Linked DNA regions of Homo sapiens: region 1 is linked to region 2. Evidence: read pairs that join two places in POLR2A ChIA-PET (ENCODE). Cell type or tissue: IMR-90. All regions are shown on one strand. Links, peaks and the distances in the headings refer to the core of each region. The heading gives the core; the rest is flanking DNA.

What was found. Peaks named below come from ENCODE experiments on the same cell type or tissue, not always from the same donor. Only the 100,000 strongest peaks of a DNase experiment are listed, where the experiment ranks them.
Region 1: POLR2A ChIA-PET joins it to region 2 with 19 read pairs; 3 of 35 experiments call an interaction of 5 or more read pairs at or near these places.

Annotation. Positions count from the first base shown.
Region 1 is chr3:100,942,039-100,950,386 of GRCh38, forward strand. All of the region lies in intron 1 of ABI3BP (ABI family member 3 binding protein), which reads right to left. Among named protein-coding and RNA genes, the nearest start is that of ABI3BP, 47 kb to the right of the region's middle. In IMR-90, for the core only: no CTCF peak of the experiment used is centred there; no DNase peak of the experiment used is centred there.
Region 2 is chr3:101,185,542-101,193,889 of GRCh38, forward strand. No RefSeq gene overlaps it. Among named protein-coding and RNA genes, the nearest start is that of IMPG2, 130 kb to the right of the region's middle. In IMR-90, for the core only: no CTCF peak of the experiment used is centred there; a DNase peak (open chromatin) is centred at 4,470.

The DNA of each region.
Region 1 (8,348 bases), core at 170-8,169, 240 kb before region 2:
AAAAACTAAATAAAATTTATATTTACCTTGGGACAAATATATTTTTACTTATCTGCTTTTTATTTTATTCCTTTCATTAACTACTGGGTAGTAGGCATTAGTGACACAAATTTGAATATGATATGTCTGATGGCAAAGACTGGACATTCTAGTACATTGGGTAGATGAATAAGTCAGTTGTTTCAGTGCAGCATGATTAGCAGAATTAGTAAAATAACGCTACAATTGAGGGATTCTGAACCTGATATAAAAGGGGTGGAAGAAAGAATATATATAGAAAACGTCCCTTTAGTTTTGTTTAATTAGTCACAAAAGTAGTTTTTATCCCATGAGGATAGATATACCAAAAGCAGGTAGGGAAGAAAGGAGAAAAATACAAGGTGTCAAAATTTATTTTGTAATACTTTTTCTGTACCACTTTGGAAAAATGGTAGATTCTTAGTCATTATTGTTTTTTAATACATAGAAAAGTAACCCGATAGGCTAAGGAATTTAACAAGACTCATTTCCCTTCTTTTTGTTCTTTGCTTATTTTCATGAAAATTCATGGAGATGATTTGCTTACATTCTGTTGCCCTTTAAAGTAAGAAGTGGTAGTATTAAGTGCTCTTGATGGAAGATGGGCTAGGCTCAATTCCAGGGCTCTGAAAGTATGGTCTCCAGATTAGACAATCAACATCATCTGGGAACTTGTGAGACCCCATCCCAGACCTATTGAATTAGAAACTCTGGGGGCAGCAATCTGTATTTCGACAAGCTGTATGGATATTCTGGTGAATACTCAAGTTTGAGAGCCATTACTCTTTTAAAATTCAGTGCATCGACAATAAAATTAATGGGCCCAATGTCATTTGAAAGACATTTACAGATATTCAACACAGTATGGAGAAAAGAAACTTCACTGTTAAATTTCCTATCATGAGACTTTTACACATATTTTGGTCTGTGAACAAATTCTGTTAATTAGGGTTTCTGAGAACTATTTCTGGAGACACATAAGGTAAAATGTTATGTTTGGAATACTACTAACTTCTGAATGTCAGTTATGTGTCTTTAAATCTAACCAATATATTTAGAGATTTAAAATCAAAGATGAGTTATTTTCCAAATTTTATTATAAAAAATTTTAAACATACAAAAACTTGAATTGTGTAGAGCATATCCATAAGGCAGCAACCAAAAGTCAATGATTCCTGTCTTACTCATTTATCATGTACATTTCCGTCTCTCCATCCCTCTGTCCATCATTCATTCCATCTTAATTTTTAATTAATTTCCATGTCAACTGAATTTCAGTACTCTTCACCCCCAAACACTTCAGTATGCATGCCATTAACTAAAGTTTAATATTTATTTATATTTTTCTTTTGAGATAAAATTTAGGTACAATGAAATACATAAATCTTAACTATACATTACTGTTTTCCCCAAATGCCATACATCTGTGTAACCCAAACCTTTATCAAGATTTATAATATCATCATCAACCCAGAAAATTTCCTCATGCCCCTTCCCAGTTCATTCCCACCACATCCTCCCAGGGACTATTGTTCTTAATTTTACTATCATAGATTAGTTTGCCTGTTCTAGACTCTTCGATTAAATAAAATCACACAGTATGTAGTCTTTCATGTAAGGTCTCTTGCACTTAAAATGTCTTGATGATATATCAGTTTTGTTGCATGCATCAGTAGCTTTTTGTTGTTATTGTCACAGTAGTATTCAGATAGTTATTAAAGCCAACATTTTTACATCTTCCAGTTGTCTTCATAATCAGCCTCTTTTGATTGTACTATTTTTAAAATGTTTGATTATATGATGATAAAATTTTTTCCAAGAAAAAGTGAAATTATATATGTATATTTCTAATTTTCCAGATTATTTACTTATAATGCTATTTACCAGGGAAACAAAACTATCAACTCTTCTATTTATAATAGACAATTACTACACTTAACTAACTTCTTAGTAGTAAGCGCAGATAAAACCATATAATGACTTCATCTTCACTGAAAAGCTAAATACTGGACACTGATACTCAAGGTCTCTGACACCTTTCCCTCTCACTCCCAGCTGAGAGAATGCCAGGCATGAGCCTCTTTTGACAATTAAGTGTAATATTGACTTTCTTATGTCAAAGAATGATTTTCATGAAGATGAAAGTAGATAAGTTTAACTGTTTTTAATTTTTAAAAATCCTGTCCTTACAATTCTCAGAGTGATCAGGTATCAAAAAATAGAAAATATATCATTTAAATTAATATTACTCTGAGTAATTTTCCAAAAGGACTCATACTTCTTTTTCTTTTCTTCTCTTGATAACTCCAGTTTGGGCACTCATTAAATTCCATTGGCCAAATAGAGGTTAAGTTTAATCAGAGTGATTATTTACAGGACAAAGCAGAAAATGTTACTTCTACCAATATTAAAACATCCTGCATGTACAAGATTACATATTTCTATTGCAAAACACTGTTCCAGGGAGCAAATTGAAAATACTCTTGATAAAAAATGAAAATCTTGCCATCTTGCAAAAACATTGTCAAAAAATCACACAGCTTTCTTAAATAAATCTGATTTTTTAAAGTTTTGCAAATAAAAAACATGAGATGAAACTGGAACCAATGGTTTTATCTGCCATCTTTGCTTAGACATTTGGCATCTTCATGAATTGTTTGTAATTTATTTAGTTCATAAATACCCAGTACTGATGGTATATACTTGTTCATTTGGAGATTTCACAGCATCAAAAGTCTTCTAAAGACTGCAGGGAAATGGCTAAACTTATCCTGAGAATATGGCCAAGTGGCCTCATATACTAAGGCTGAGTGGCCATGAGATGTCAGGAGGCTCTAAGAAAGGCCATTTGCTCTCAACTCCACTGTGGGCATCTCATATTATTAATAACATGTTGTGGAAGAAGCAGGAGGGGTTCTGAGATCAACTTGGCTTTTAATTGTGTTTGACTTTAGGTCGGCTGTCTTCTCTAAGCCTCATTTTTCTCCTCTGTAAAATATTTTGAGGAATCTCAAATTCATTCTCAATCTAATACTCAAAAGTGTCTCTAACATCTCATCCAGAAAAAATACTATCTTCCTACTAAAGTGCAAGAAAATCCAAATAAATCAGAAAATAATTTTTTAAGGAAACACTAATAATTTCCAGATAATTTTTTCACAGGTCTCCCCAATTGTACTTCAAATATATAAAAAAAGGAACAAATATTTTCACGAGCATATGGAAGAAATATATGTGACTGTCACATATAATTTTTAACAGCTCTAGTGAGATATAATTCATATATCATAAAATTCTCCCATTTTAAGTATACAGCTCAATGATTTTATAGCTCAAACTCACAGAAGTTGCTAAATTTATGTAATTTACTAAATCTATCATAATCTATATTCAGAACATTTCCATTACTCTAAAACATTCCATTTTACCCATTAATAGTAAATCTCTCTGTTCCCACCCTTAGCTCTAGGCAACCACTGGTCTACTTTCTGCTTTTCTGGTAATTAAATATAAATGGACTTACATGACATGTTCTCTTCACACCTGGCTTCTTTCATTCAGCATCATTTTTATGAGACTCATCCATCCATGCTGTATCACTAGTTCAGTCCTTTTATTTGCTAAATAGAATTTTATGAATATATTACATTTTATTTATTCAATCCAAATATTCATCAAATATTTGGATTGTTTCCAGTTTTAGCTATGAATAGTGCTGCTATAAAATTTCATGTACAAGTCTTTGTGTGAACATATATTTTTAGTTTTGGGAGGTAAATATGTAGGTGTAAAATTGTTCAGTCATACGGTAAGTTAATGCATAATTTATTAAGAAACTCCCAAACTTTTCCAGTTTTATATGAATTGCTAAGATTGTGAATATTTCTCTTGCTTGAGGACCACTCCAAATTGTGATCATCCAGAAAATGAGCTGTCTTGTTTTATCAATGTCACTAAATATACGTTAGATAATAAAATTAATTATTTTAAGCCCTGGGATTTCTATCTTTAGTCATTAAGGAAGATGAGATTGGCCGAACATGGTGGCTCATGCCTGCAATCCCAGCACTTTGGGAGGACAAGGTGGGCAGATCACCTGAGGTCAGGCATTCGAGACCAGCCTGGGCAACATGGTGAAACCCTGTCTCTACTAAAAATGCAAAAATTAGTCAAGCATAGTGACATGCGCCTGTAATCACAGCTACTCAGGAAGCTGAGGCAGGAGAATTGCTTGAACCTGGGAGGCAGAGGCTGAGGTGAGCCAAATCATGCCACACATTCCAGCTTGGGTGACAGAGCAAGACTCTATCTCAAAAAAAAAAAAAAAAAAGATGAGATCACTTATTTTGTTATAATAATTATTGTGATTCCAAATTTATCCAGAAAACAAGAAATACACTTTTTGCAAAACAATACAATGACCATTGACATTGTTAGAAATGAGTTTGAAGGCTGGGTGTGGTGGCTCACACCTGTAATTCCAGCACTTTGGGAGGCCGAGGTGGGCAGATCACCAGAGATCGGGAGTTTGAGACCAGCCTGACCAACATGGAGAAACCCTATCTCTACTAAAAATACCAAATTAACTGGGCGTGGTGGTGCATGCCTGTAATCTCAGCTACTTGGGAGGCTAAGGCAGGAGAATCACTTGAACCCAGGAGGCAGAGGTTGCGGTGAGCCCAGATCGTGCCATTGCACTCCAGCCTGGGCAACAAGAGTGAAACTCCGTTTCAAAAAAAAAAAAAAAGAAAAGAAATGAGTTTGAATTTGAAGCAGAATAAATTACTGAGTTGTCTTTCAATCTCCAGTCATTCCAGTTTTAAGAATAGTTTAGGCTATACTAATTATGTGAATATTTGTTCACCATGAAATTAATCAGTTCTGAAGACATTAACTTTATTTGTACTTAAAATTAAAATGAAATTACGTGTACATTTTGCTTTGTAACCAAATGCTTCAGTTGGGTTTTTCTATGAAAATAAATAGCTATCTTTCCTGACTAGGGAATTATTACTATTTTGACAATATTTGTCATTTTTATGGTAATAATTAAAACATTTTGAGTCTAAAATGTTTTTCAATATTAATAAAATATTGAAATTTTGAACTATGCACATACCTGATATATCTCATTAATAACATCTCTGATGGTTTGCTATTAATGTCGTATTTGAGCTTTACTAGGTGAGAAAAAGAAAGTCAAAGTGGCTTGGCATCATTGCCTACTAGGCTGACATTATTAAAATTTCCTCATCTAGTGGGTGTGGCCCAAGCTTAAGACTAGGTGCTTAAAATAGAATTTTATAACATTTAGCCAATGTTCGCAAAATCTAACTGAATGAATCCGTTTGAAAAAAAATCTTCCTGACTTTAAATTGCAGAAATAAGAAGGAAGGCTGTCTCACAACTTTTTATCAGGCAAATTTTTTTTTCTTGTATTTTAAACCTAGGAGCTACAATGAATTTCCTCACTTCACTCAAAACTCTGAACTTGGAAGTGAAGAGATGTGATTGTCCTTTGAGTAGTCCAAATACTGCCTATGGGGAATTGTTCCTTAGACACTGCAAATATGAATATAGTAATTCCCACTGGTTATACTATTCCCCAGTGTGAAATAAATTAATTTAAATGGTAAGAAAGAGAGGCCAGGAGACAGAATAAGGGAATGGAGTAAGTTGAAGTTGAGATAGTAAACTGTTAGGTAGCAAAAACTATGAAGCTGAGAAAAAAAAAGATAAAGAGTGGCGGATAAGGCACTTTATTGGTAGCAGGAAATAGACCCAAGGGAACACTAGAGGGAAAATCAAAGATTGCGGGACTGAGGTGCCCAAACCTTCAATAGCTCCATAACTGCTGTGATCTGAAGAGGTAACACATTTAATGAATGGGTAGCAATGAGTCAGCCAACGTTTAAGTGTGCATATTGGGTGAAGAGGGAGGGCAGGAACAGCATTCTCAGACATAAGGAATAGCATGAGCAAAGGTGCTGAGGGAGGAAGTAGATGATGGATTTAAAGATCCTAAACAAAGACAGTCTGGTGGGATATAATGGGTTAAGGAGTATGCAGGGAAGCTATAGAGGACAGAGGGCCCTGGTAGAATACATTAAAATATGTGTTAGAAGCAAAGCTAAATTGTTTTTCCCTATGAAGCTACACACAAGCCAAACTTCTGAGAAATGAATAATACAAAATTCAAATCTTAGATGATTAAAAATAAGTCCACATGATAGAAAAGTTGCCTCACAAGTTCTTAGCAACAAGCAGCTCAAATGCTCAGAACAAGATTTGATTTCAGTAGAAAAAAATGCTATTTTAAAAATGAAAAGTGCCAAACATATTTTACAACTAGATTATAGTTTAAATGGAATTCGATCCATACAAGTCCTTACTGCAAACAGAATGTGTTACTAAAATCAGTTGTTATTAATTCTGTTTTTAGCCAAAAGCTTGATGAAAACAAAGCAATTGCAGTTTAATTGCCGCAATTGGCAGAGACAGCCTGAGAATTAAACTGCTTACAACTTACTATATGAATACTTCTGTCTTTCCCAAATCACTCATTTCACTTCCCTCCCAGGCTGGTGGCACATTTTCATCTCCCTTTCCTCTACCCCAATAATAGTCCCTGCATTCACTTTTTAACTTAAAAAATTATACAAATAATACTGGTTGAGTATCCTTTATCCTAAATGTTTGGGACCAGACATTTTTCAAATTTCAGAATTTTTTAGGATTTTGGAATATTTGCATTATACTGGTTGAGCATCACAAATCCAAACATTCAAAATCCAAAATGCTCTAATGAGCATTTCCTTTGAGCATTTGGGATACTCAACTTGTACACATTCATTTTAATAAGAAATTTAAGAGAGTTGGAAAAGAGAATATTTTTAAAAAATTATTCATTTAATATGCAGATAAATCTTCTGTAAACATTTTTATATGTTCTTCCAGATAGTTTTTCCTGGGAATAATATATTACAGTCTACAAAAATAAGGTTATACTCCAAGTGCTGTTCCATAACCTGCATTTTCTTCAATATAAATATAGCTTTATATCTTTATTTTTAATGACACTACTGTCTTTCAATTAATTCATTGGGAATTTTCTTTGATAGTAGGTAAACTGACCCTATATCATCTCAGTGAGTTGGCACAGTTTAACGATCATCTCAATAAATTCACAATTGAAGTTTTTATTTATTTATTTATTGTTGAGACAGACTCTCGCTCTGTCACAGGCTGGAGTGCAGTGGTGCGATCTTGGCTCACTGCAGCTTCTGCCTTACAGGCTCAAGCAATTCTCGTGCCTCAGTCTCCCAAGTAGCTAGGACTACAGGTGTACAACACCATGCATGGCTCTTTGTTGTTGTCGTTGTTATTTTTAGTAGAAATGGAGTTTCGCCACGTTGATCAGGCTGGTCTCGAACACTTGGCATCAAGGGATCTGCCCACCTTGGCCTCAAAAGTTGCTGGGATTACAGGCATGAGCCACCTTGCCTGGCCAACAATTGAATTTATTTTGGTGAAATTTGGTATTCGTTTTTGGGATAAGGTATTGATCTTATAAAGTTCGAGCTCAGTTTTTTAAAATCACATTTGAGATCTGTTACATTGAATCCATATGACAATTAGATAAGCTCATTGTATTGTTTGTGAGATCATTGCTAAAATTTGTGGCTATGGAAGCACTGATATTTCCATGATCTTGAGATTCCTCATCTGATCCTGTAAGGAGTGGCGTTTTGAAGAAGGAGGACTGTATAGTGGAACATAATGGGCCACACACAGGGTTTGGAGTTGGAAAACCTGTGTTCAAGTCCCAAATTAAACCCACAATTGCCCTTTTGTTCAACTGTTATATGGATAATTTATTTACTATCCAAATGTCACCTTTTCTCCTGTAAAGTAGTATTAATCATAGAACTCTCTCAGAATTGATGGGAAGATTAAGTAAAACAGATTGTGAAAAGCAGTTCCTGAACTGTGCAGCTCAGTAAGGGTTGTTTTTGATCTGACTTTATCCTTGGGTTCTTTTTCATTTCAGTGTACTTTGAATTTTTAACATTCCTTGTCTTCCAACCAAAAATTCATTCTATATAGATGCTGTTTATATCCAGACTATAAGCTATATAAGGATACTGTCCCTAGCACGGTGCCTGGCAGAGAAAGGATATTCAATTAATATGTTTTGAATGAATGAACAAACACATACAATAGTTTTTTAAAATGGAAAATATTATGCTTGATAGGAATTAATACTATAATAAACAAATGAGTCTCTTCAAAAAAACTGTACTGTACTGGAGGATGTAGACTTGTAAGTT
Region 2 (8,348 bases), core at 147-8,146:
GACAAATGACGTGACTATACAATCAGGCAGAAGGAAACCCGGATGATTAAAGGGATGCCCAAATGAGGCATGGCTCTATGGAAATTTGTGGGTGCATTAAAGTAGAACAAGTCAATGCCCATCAGAAGAACTCCCTTCCAGGTTACGAAGGTGACTGGAATCAACAAACAGATATTCCCATGTGCTCCCATGGGCCACCTTGGTCCATGAAATTAGTGGATTTGGGGTTACTGCAGCAGTGTGGAGATGAGCTGCATTAAAACATTGGCCGGCCATAGTGGCTCACGCCTGTAATCTCAGCACTTTGGGATGCCAAGGCAGAAGGACCACTTGAGCTCAGGAGTTTGAGACAAACCTGGGCAACAGGGTGAAACCCTGCTTCTACTAAAAAATACAAAAATTAGCCAGCTGTGGTGGTGCGTGCCTGTAGTACCAACTACTTGAGAGGTTGAGGTGGGAGGATCACCTGAGCCCGGGAGGTCGAGGCTGCAGTGAGCTAAAGTCCTGCCATTACACTTCAGCCTGGGCAATTAGAGTAACATCGTGTCTCAAAAAATATATATATATATATATATATAATATATAATATATATATATAATATATATAAATTCCTTTTGCACTCTCTCAGGCCTGCCAGTAAGAACTGTTCTGTTTCTCTGCAAGAGAGACAGAGACTGCCAATGGCTATGAGGCATATTCACTGGTAGGAAGGCCCTCAACACAGCTGGCACATGAGACTGATGCTGGTTTTCTCTGGGGGCTACAAATGGATCTTGACAGGATTAGACACTGACTTGGGAGTAGGCTTTGCTTACCCAGTAGAAGAAGAAAATGCTTAGAGTGCCATAAAAAAACCACAACAGAAGATAATGCATAGATTTGGGTGGCTAACCATCATTTCTTCAGATCAAGGAACACACTGTACAGCCCATAGTGTCCAACAATGGGCAGAGAGATATATCCTTAGAGTAATCATTTGATGGAGAAGTAGAACAGGCAATTAAGACATTGGTTGTCTAAAAAAGAAAGAGCTAAAAGCAGGAAGGGCTGGCCTACCTGCCTTCACAAGTGTGTGCTCACACTCAGCATGAGTGGGACTAGAGTGTCCCTGCTAGATGTTTTCAGTTTTTCTGGTTGACCTGGGGAAGAGGGGGTGAGAGATACTGGTATGATATGACTATGCAAGTCTTGCCAAGGGAGGAGTACACTGGTATACGGACTATATTTTTTCTTTTTTTCCCCATATCACCTCGTAAGAAATTTTTTTTCTCTCTCCTACCTGATGCAGTGGTCCTAGGACCAAGGGCTGCAACTACAAGTGCTGGAAGCAGGGATGATTCCTAAGCAAGAAATCTTCACTGTGTTTTTAAAGTGTGTCAGAATTCCTAAGGGGCCTGATGGGGGTGGATTGTGCCTTCACCCCACCTGGCAAAATTGGGGTTAAGAATAAATGCAGCTATATTGCCTGGTGGTAAAAATGGCACATTAGTTTGGAACCTATGTAATCCTTCTCGATATGAATGCGGGTGAACTAAGGGAGAGGCACTCGCTAGACTAGTATTGCCGCAGGCAATCTACATCAGCACAGTGGCCAAACCTAATGTCCTTTCCAAAAGTGTCAGAGTTTGGGTCAAAATAAATAATAAATGGGGAACAGGAGGAATAATAGCTGAGGGTAAAGAAATGAATAAACAGTGATAAATGGAGGGAAATCCAATATTACATTAACAACTCTAAAGAGTCTCGGAACAAGAGATGACATTGCCTCGTAGCTCGGTTATTCCAGCTGCCTGAAAGGGAGAAGCTATGTATTTGCCAATACCACTCTTGCTTTTGGAACCTGACAAGGATAAAAGGAAGCCTGAAAATCTAAGTGGCCTCAGCCTGGGAGACATTCATACAATATGATGGACTGGACCACTTATTAATGATTGTGTATCTTTGTTTTGCTATAAGGGATTCATGGTTGGAAAACAGGGAGTGGCCTGTGGTGTCATAATATATATTGGTATTCGCCCATGGTTCCTGGCCTTGTTACAGTTTTTTGTTATAATGTTGGGTGTGTTAGGCCTCAGGGGCAGACCTCCGGCCTTCTCCTGCCCTCTTTTCACTTGCCTCAAGGCAGGACTCTACTCTTTCCATTCTTTCTGATTGTGAGGTTTTGTTTGTCTGTTTCTCTTTTTTTTTTTTTTTTTTTTTTTGTCATCCAGGCTGGGGTGTAATGGCACTGTCTCAGCTCACTGCAACCTCTCCCTCCCAGGTTCAAGCGATTCTCCTGCCTCAGTCTCCCGAGTAGCTGGGATTACAGGTGCCCGCTACCATGCCCGACTAATTTTTGTATTCTTTGTGGAGACAGGGTTTTGCCATCTTGGCCAGGGTGATCTCAAACTCCTGACCTCAGGTGATCCGCCCACCTTAGCCTCCCAAAGTGCTGGAATTACAGGCATGAGCCACCACGCCCAGCCCTGACTGTGAGTCTTAAGATCCTCCCCAGAGAGGAGAGAAGGAGAATTCTTCTAGGAATTCTCTAGGGAGAAGAAATGCTGATGTCATGAAGCATCCATAAAAACCCAGGAGAACTGGATTCTAAGAGCTTCCAGATAGATAAACATACAGAAGTTCTTGGAGGGTGCCATGCCCAGGGAAGGCATGGGAGCTCCTCGCCCCTTCTCTCATACCTCACTCTACACATCTCTTCATCTGTATCCTTTATAATAAACCATTAAACATAAGTGTCGAGAAAAAAGAAAAGAACTTGAGTCACAAAGAGCTTAAGGCAATGCTTCTCAAACTTGAATGTGCATCAGAACCACTTAGGATTCCACAGAAATACAAAAGATCCTCAGAGACTGGTATGAACACCTCTATGAGCACAAACTAGAAAACCTTGAGGAAATGAAAAATTCCTGGAAACACACAACCTCCCAAGACTGAACCAGGAAGATATTGAAACCCTGACCAGACCAATAACAAGTTACAAAATTAAATCAGTAATAAAAAAGTTGCCAACCCAAAAAGCCCTGGTCAAGGCAGATTCGTAGCTGAATTCTACAAGTTGTACAAAGAAGAGCTGGTACCAGTCTTACTGAAATTATTCCAAAAAATTGAGGAGGTAGCCCTCCCTAACTCATTCTATGAGATCATTATCATCTTGATACCAAAATTATTAATCATGTGGAATCTCATCACTTGACTTAAATTTTAATATTCAGTGAGAAAATGCACACAAAGCACTTGTGCTGCTTATTGAAATACTATGTTGTCTTCAAGAAAAGCACTTGTGTGATTGAGTTGTGAGTTGAAGTAGTTGCTTTGTTTCATGGAACACTATATTCATTTTCTATTGCGACTGTAACAAACTGCCACCAAGTTGGTGGCTTAAAACAAAACAAATGTATTATCTTACACTTCTGGAGGTAAGAAATCCAACATGGGTCTCACTGGGCTAAAATCAAGGTGTCAGCAGGACTGTGTTCCTTCTAGAGATTCGGGGGGGAATCAATTTTCCTGCATTTTTCATCTTCTAAAGGCCACCTACATTCCTTGGTGCATGGCCCCTTCCTTTATCTTCAACTTCCTTTATCTTCAAAGCCAGACTCATAGCGTCTTTAAATCTCCTACTGTTCTCTTTGACTCATAAGGACCCTGTTGACTGCAGTGGGCTAAACCAGGTGATTCAAGATAATCTTCCTATCTTAAGATTGTTAACCAAATTACATCTTCAATGCCCCTTTTGCCATGTAAGTGAACATATTAACAGGTTCTAGATTAAAACAGTCATTACTCTGCTTACCACGATCACCACTTTCACATGAAAGAATGAATAACAGACAAACTGGTTATTCAGTTCCGGGTATTTGGCATTTTCTCAAAATAAACAAAGTAAACCTGTAACTTTTAGGAAAACCACCTTTTTTTTTTTTTTTTTTTTTTTTTTTGATACAGGGTCTCACTCTGTCACCCAAGCTGGAGTGCAGTGGTCTGATCTCAGCTCACTACAATCTCCACCACCTGGGTTCAAATGATCCTCCTTCCTCAGCCTCCCAAGTAGCTGGGACTACAGGCATGTGCCATCATGCCTGGCTAATTTTTTTTTTTCAGAGATGGGGTTTCTTCATGTAGCCCAGGCTTATCTTGAACTCTTAGACTCAACAGATCTGCTTGCCTTAGCCTCCCAAAGTGCTGGGATTACAGGCATGAGACTCCACACCTGGCCAGTAAAACCACTTACAGTATTTGTTACCAAAGATAAAACTCAAATTTTCAAACTAAAATTAGAATATTAGAAAACTTGTGTCCACCACAGTGAGCTTGACAGCCTCCCAATGCTTAGACTTCTAATGAGATTAGTAGTGTGATTTCTTTTAGACATTAAATAATGAAATGTGTCCACATTTGGAGGATCTGAGTAGCTAAGTAAACCAATATTTTTCAAATGACCACTGCATGATGTTACAAAATCATGCATGGGTAAGAGATTACTCAGCATGGAAGACGGACCAATGGGTTAAAATGTAATAGAGTATGCAAAGTTCATGATATGGTTTTAGACTCCACATCGCAATCAACCTTAAAGAAACTACCACTTGTTAAATTTTGATGTAGTATTTCAAAAGACTACTCACAATTATCTGAAAAGGCTATAAAAATACAATTCCTTTTCCAACTGTCTATCTGTATCAGGCCAGATTTAGTCTGGATACCTTAATTTTTAAAATCATAACAAATTGAATGCAGAATAAAGTAAGAATCCAGCTATCATTTTGTAAGTCAAACATTAAAGATATTTGCAAAAATGAAAAACAATGCCACTCTTCTCTCTCACTTTCTTTGAGGAAATCTAGTTATTTTTTATTTAAGAAATTAATTATGTTAACACATAATGTGTTTATTATTATTTTAAAGGAGTAAATAAAGTTTTTGTAATTTCTCAGTTTTAATTTCTAATATGGTAAATATTGATAGCTATAACTCACATAAACAAAAGCTCTTCAAAGCCTTCAATAATTTTTAAGACTGTGAAGCCGACCTGAGACCAAGTACCACTAGTCTACCCTTTGGCCACCAGAGCAGGGAACAGAACTAAAGAGGTAACAAGGATGAGCTCAGCCACAGTAACCCTAATAATGGTGTCAAGTGACCCTGAAAAATGCAATCTGAATAATCTTTTCAATGCCCTCTTCCCAGGGAGAGGAGGTCCCAGCACTAAGGCAGCTGAGATGAGGTTTGGAGGAGGTAAAGAGGTACAGTCAGGACCCTTCAAACCCTGGGAGAGCCCATCACATGTCCCATGAGAGCACCAGCACTTTTGACACTTACCACACAGACGGCATCAGTTAGCTGTTCAGGGTTAGCTAAAAAAGCAAGGACAACCAATAAAGTGCAACATTTGTCTCTTTTCCTCTCTCTTATCAAGGCTCAAACCAAATGAGAAGCTAGAGACTTAGAAGAAGAGGGAGAATTCCAGAGGAAGATCACATACTCCCACAGTGAGGGGGGCACAAGACTGAAAGAGAAAACCAAGACCTACCCCTCCCACATCAAGTCCCTCTAGCTACAAATCTGGTTGGTAATGAAAACGACTGAAACTTTAAAATTGGAACTTTAAATTCAATAGATCCTCACTAACCAAAGGATCTGGAAAGCTACTGAATCCATCCATGATATCATAAGGAATCTGCTTTAAGTGGGTGGAAAATTAAGGAACAGTCCCCAAGATCACCCTCATTTCTGGCACCAATTGTAAGTTCAAGGGTTCCCAAGACCACCCTCAGATTTGGTAACTTGCTAGGACTCACAGAACCCACTGAAATCTGTCATACACATGATTATGGTTTATTACAGTGACATGATACAGATTAAAATCAGCCAAGAGAAGAGAGGCATGGGACAGAGTCCAGGAAAGTTCCACTCATGCAGCTTCCAGCTGTCCTCTCCCAGTGCAGTCGCAGACAGCATTAACTTGCCCAGCAACAAAATGGGACGATGCACACTGAGTACTGCCAACCATGGAAGCTCACCCCAGCCTCCGTGTCCAGAGTCTTTATTGAGGCTCTAATGTATACAAGATAACTGCTCACATAACCAGTAACACATGACCAAAAGCCCCCACCTTAATCACACTGTTAGACTATCCAGTGTGGACCAAGGCCCCCAGGTAAACAAAGACATTTTTAGCAGCAGGACATTTCAGGGACTCAGAGAATTCCTCCCAGGAATCAGTGCAAAGACCAGATCTCTCTTTAGGTTAGTTTTATTACATTATTATTATCATTATTATTACTATTGAGACTGAATCTTGCTCCGTCACGCAGGCTGAAGTGGCAGTGACAGCTCATAACTCGCTGTAACCTCAAACTCCTGAACTCAAGCAATCCTCAGCCTTAGCCTCCAGAAAGTCAAATTCTTTGCTACATAGTGGAGAAGGGAGATCCAACTTAATGAAGCTAGTGGTAATGACTGGCAAAAAGTAAAACAACTTCATGTTTGTGCTTCGTCCACTGACCACAACACATAGTCTTTACCCTTCTTCCTTGTAACCTAACTTCCCTCCCTTGAGCCTCGGTCGGCACTGGCCTGAGTGCCTGTGCATTAGTATAGCCTGTGCATTGGTATAACCTACACATATGCCTCCCATCTGAGAATGGAAAACACCAACTAGTCTAGGCAGAATCAGGCAGGAGTTTATGCAAAACCCCTTATGATAAAATTCCAACATGACACCCACTCATTTTGATTAACAAACTCTTCTTAAAATATATCAGGAAAGTTAGGATTTTGGTATATGTTATTCAAGCTTCTGTCATTAGTTTTATCTTACTGTTTTTCATCCTGAAAGCTGGATTAAAACAGTTGTTTGTAGGAAATAGAAACTAAAATATCATGAATCACAGAAGGTTTCTCCAAGCAGGCGAGTCTTTGAAGCCACTTCTGTTGCTGGCTTTTCTTACATATATATAATAGTGTCCAAAGCTCCTGGAATCTCTCAAGAGCTACCCAGAAAAAAAATCTTCTCAAGTGATAATCATTTAGTAGTGTCTGCCTGGATCAACAAATTTAGGAAGATTCTGAAGCCTTACCTGCGCTCTGCTTGAAAACGTGTGGTAATGCATTAGTAGGGTCAGTCTTGGCCACTGGAGAGGATGATAGCATTAGTACCTTCTAGTTCTCATTCTGATCTAATATTTAACCTCGGGCCCTGACACTGCTCTTGGGGAAGCTGGGTCACTTGCAAATCCTTCAGTTAAAATCCGTGGTTCTTCATCCTTGCCCACTCACTGGCCAATCCAGCCTTCCCATCTGTTTCTCTCCTGGTGATGTTTCACTCCTAGTGATCCAAAGACTATACACCATCCATCAAGCACCACTGGCTCTGAGGTCAAGCGTAACAATTGCTCCATCACAGTTGTGCTTTGGGCCAGTTCCTCAGCATGTTCTGAATACCCTGACCCAGAAAGGAGAGGGCAGAAGTAGGACTTAATTTCTCCAGAGCAGTGCTGTGCAAGCATCTCCACCCCTAGTGACCCAGGAGCATCCATTTTTACCTTCAAGGTTCTGAGCATATTGCTACCAGCAGCATCATTTGTGTGTTTACTATGTGCTAAACATAGTAAACATTAAGTACCTTTAATGCTCACATCAACTCTATAAGTTACATATTAACATCAGCTCCACTTTATAGAAAAAGAAACTGAGGGATAAAAGGATTTAAAAATTTGTCCAAAGCCAAGTGAAGTTTTTGTGGTTCACCTGAGTCCAGAGATTGTACTTTAAATATTACATTATATTGCTCACATCTTGCAAAAAAAAAAGTCATGCACAGTAGTGTTCTGTGTTTAAAAATAATTCAGATTTCATATTCTATTCTATAATAAATCTGGGTGTGTTTTAATATAAAAATTATATTACATCTCATACACTGCGGTAAAGTTGATACTCCCACAAAAGAAGACATGTTTATCCTGAGGCTTGATGTTCCCCTTGGGGCACAAGTACACTGAGAGAGAAACAGCACCAAGGCATTGGATTTTGTTCTACCTAATGATAAAATCTGTAAACTCAGAAAGCTTATGTTATCCTCCATACATCCTTGCTACATGTGAGACTATGAACAACGGGCTGGGAGCTCAAAGAGAAAGAATGGCTAGAATACTCTAGGCAAAAAGAAAAAGAGGAATATTTTAGTTTGAATAATAAATATGCAAGTTGAAAACATTTGAAAATTACCCCACTTCTTACTTTTATAGAGAAAACAGAGGACATAATCATCATTCACCATAAGGAGCTCATTAAATATGGTCCTATATAAATGATCGTGAAGGTAGTTACTTTTTGAAAAGCTACAGGC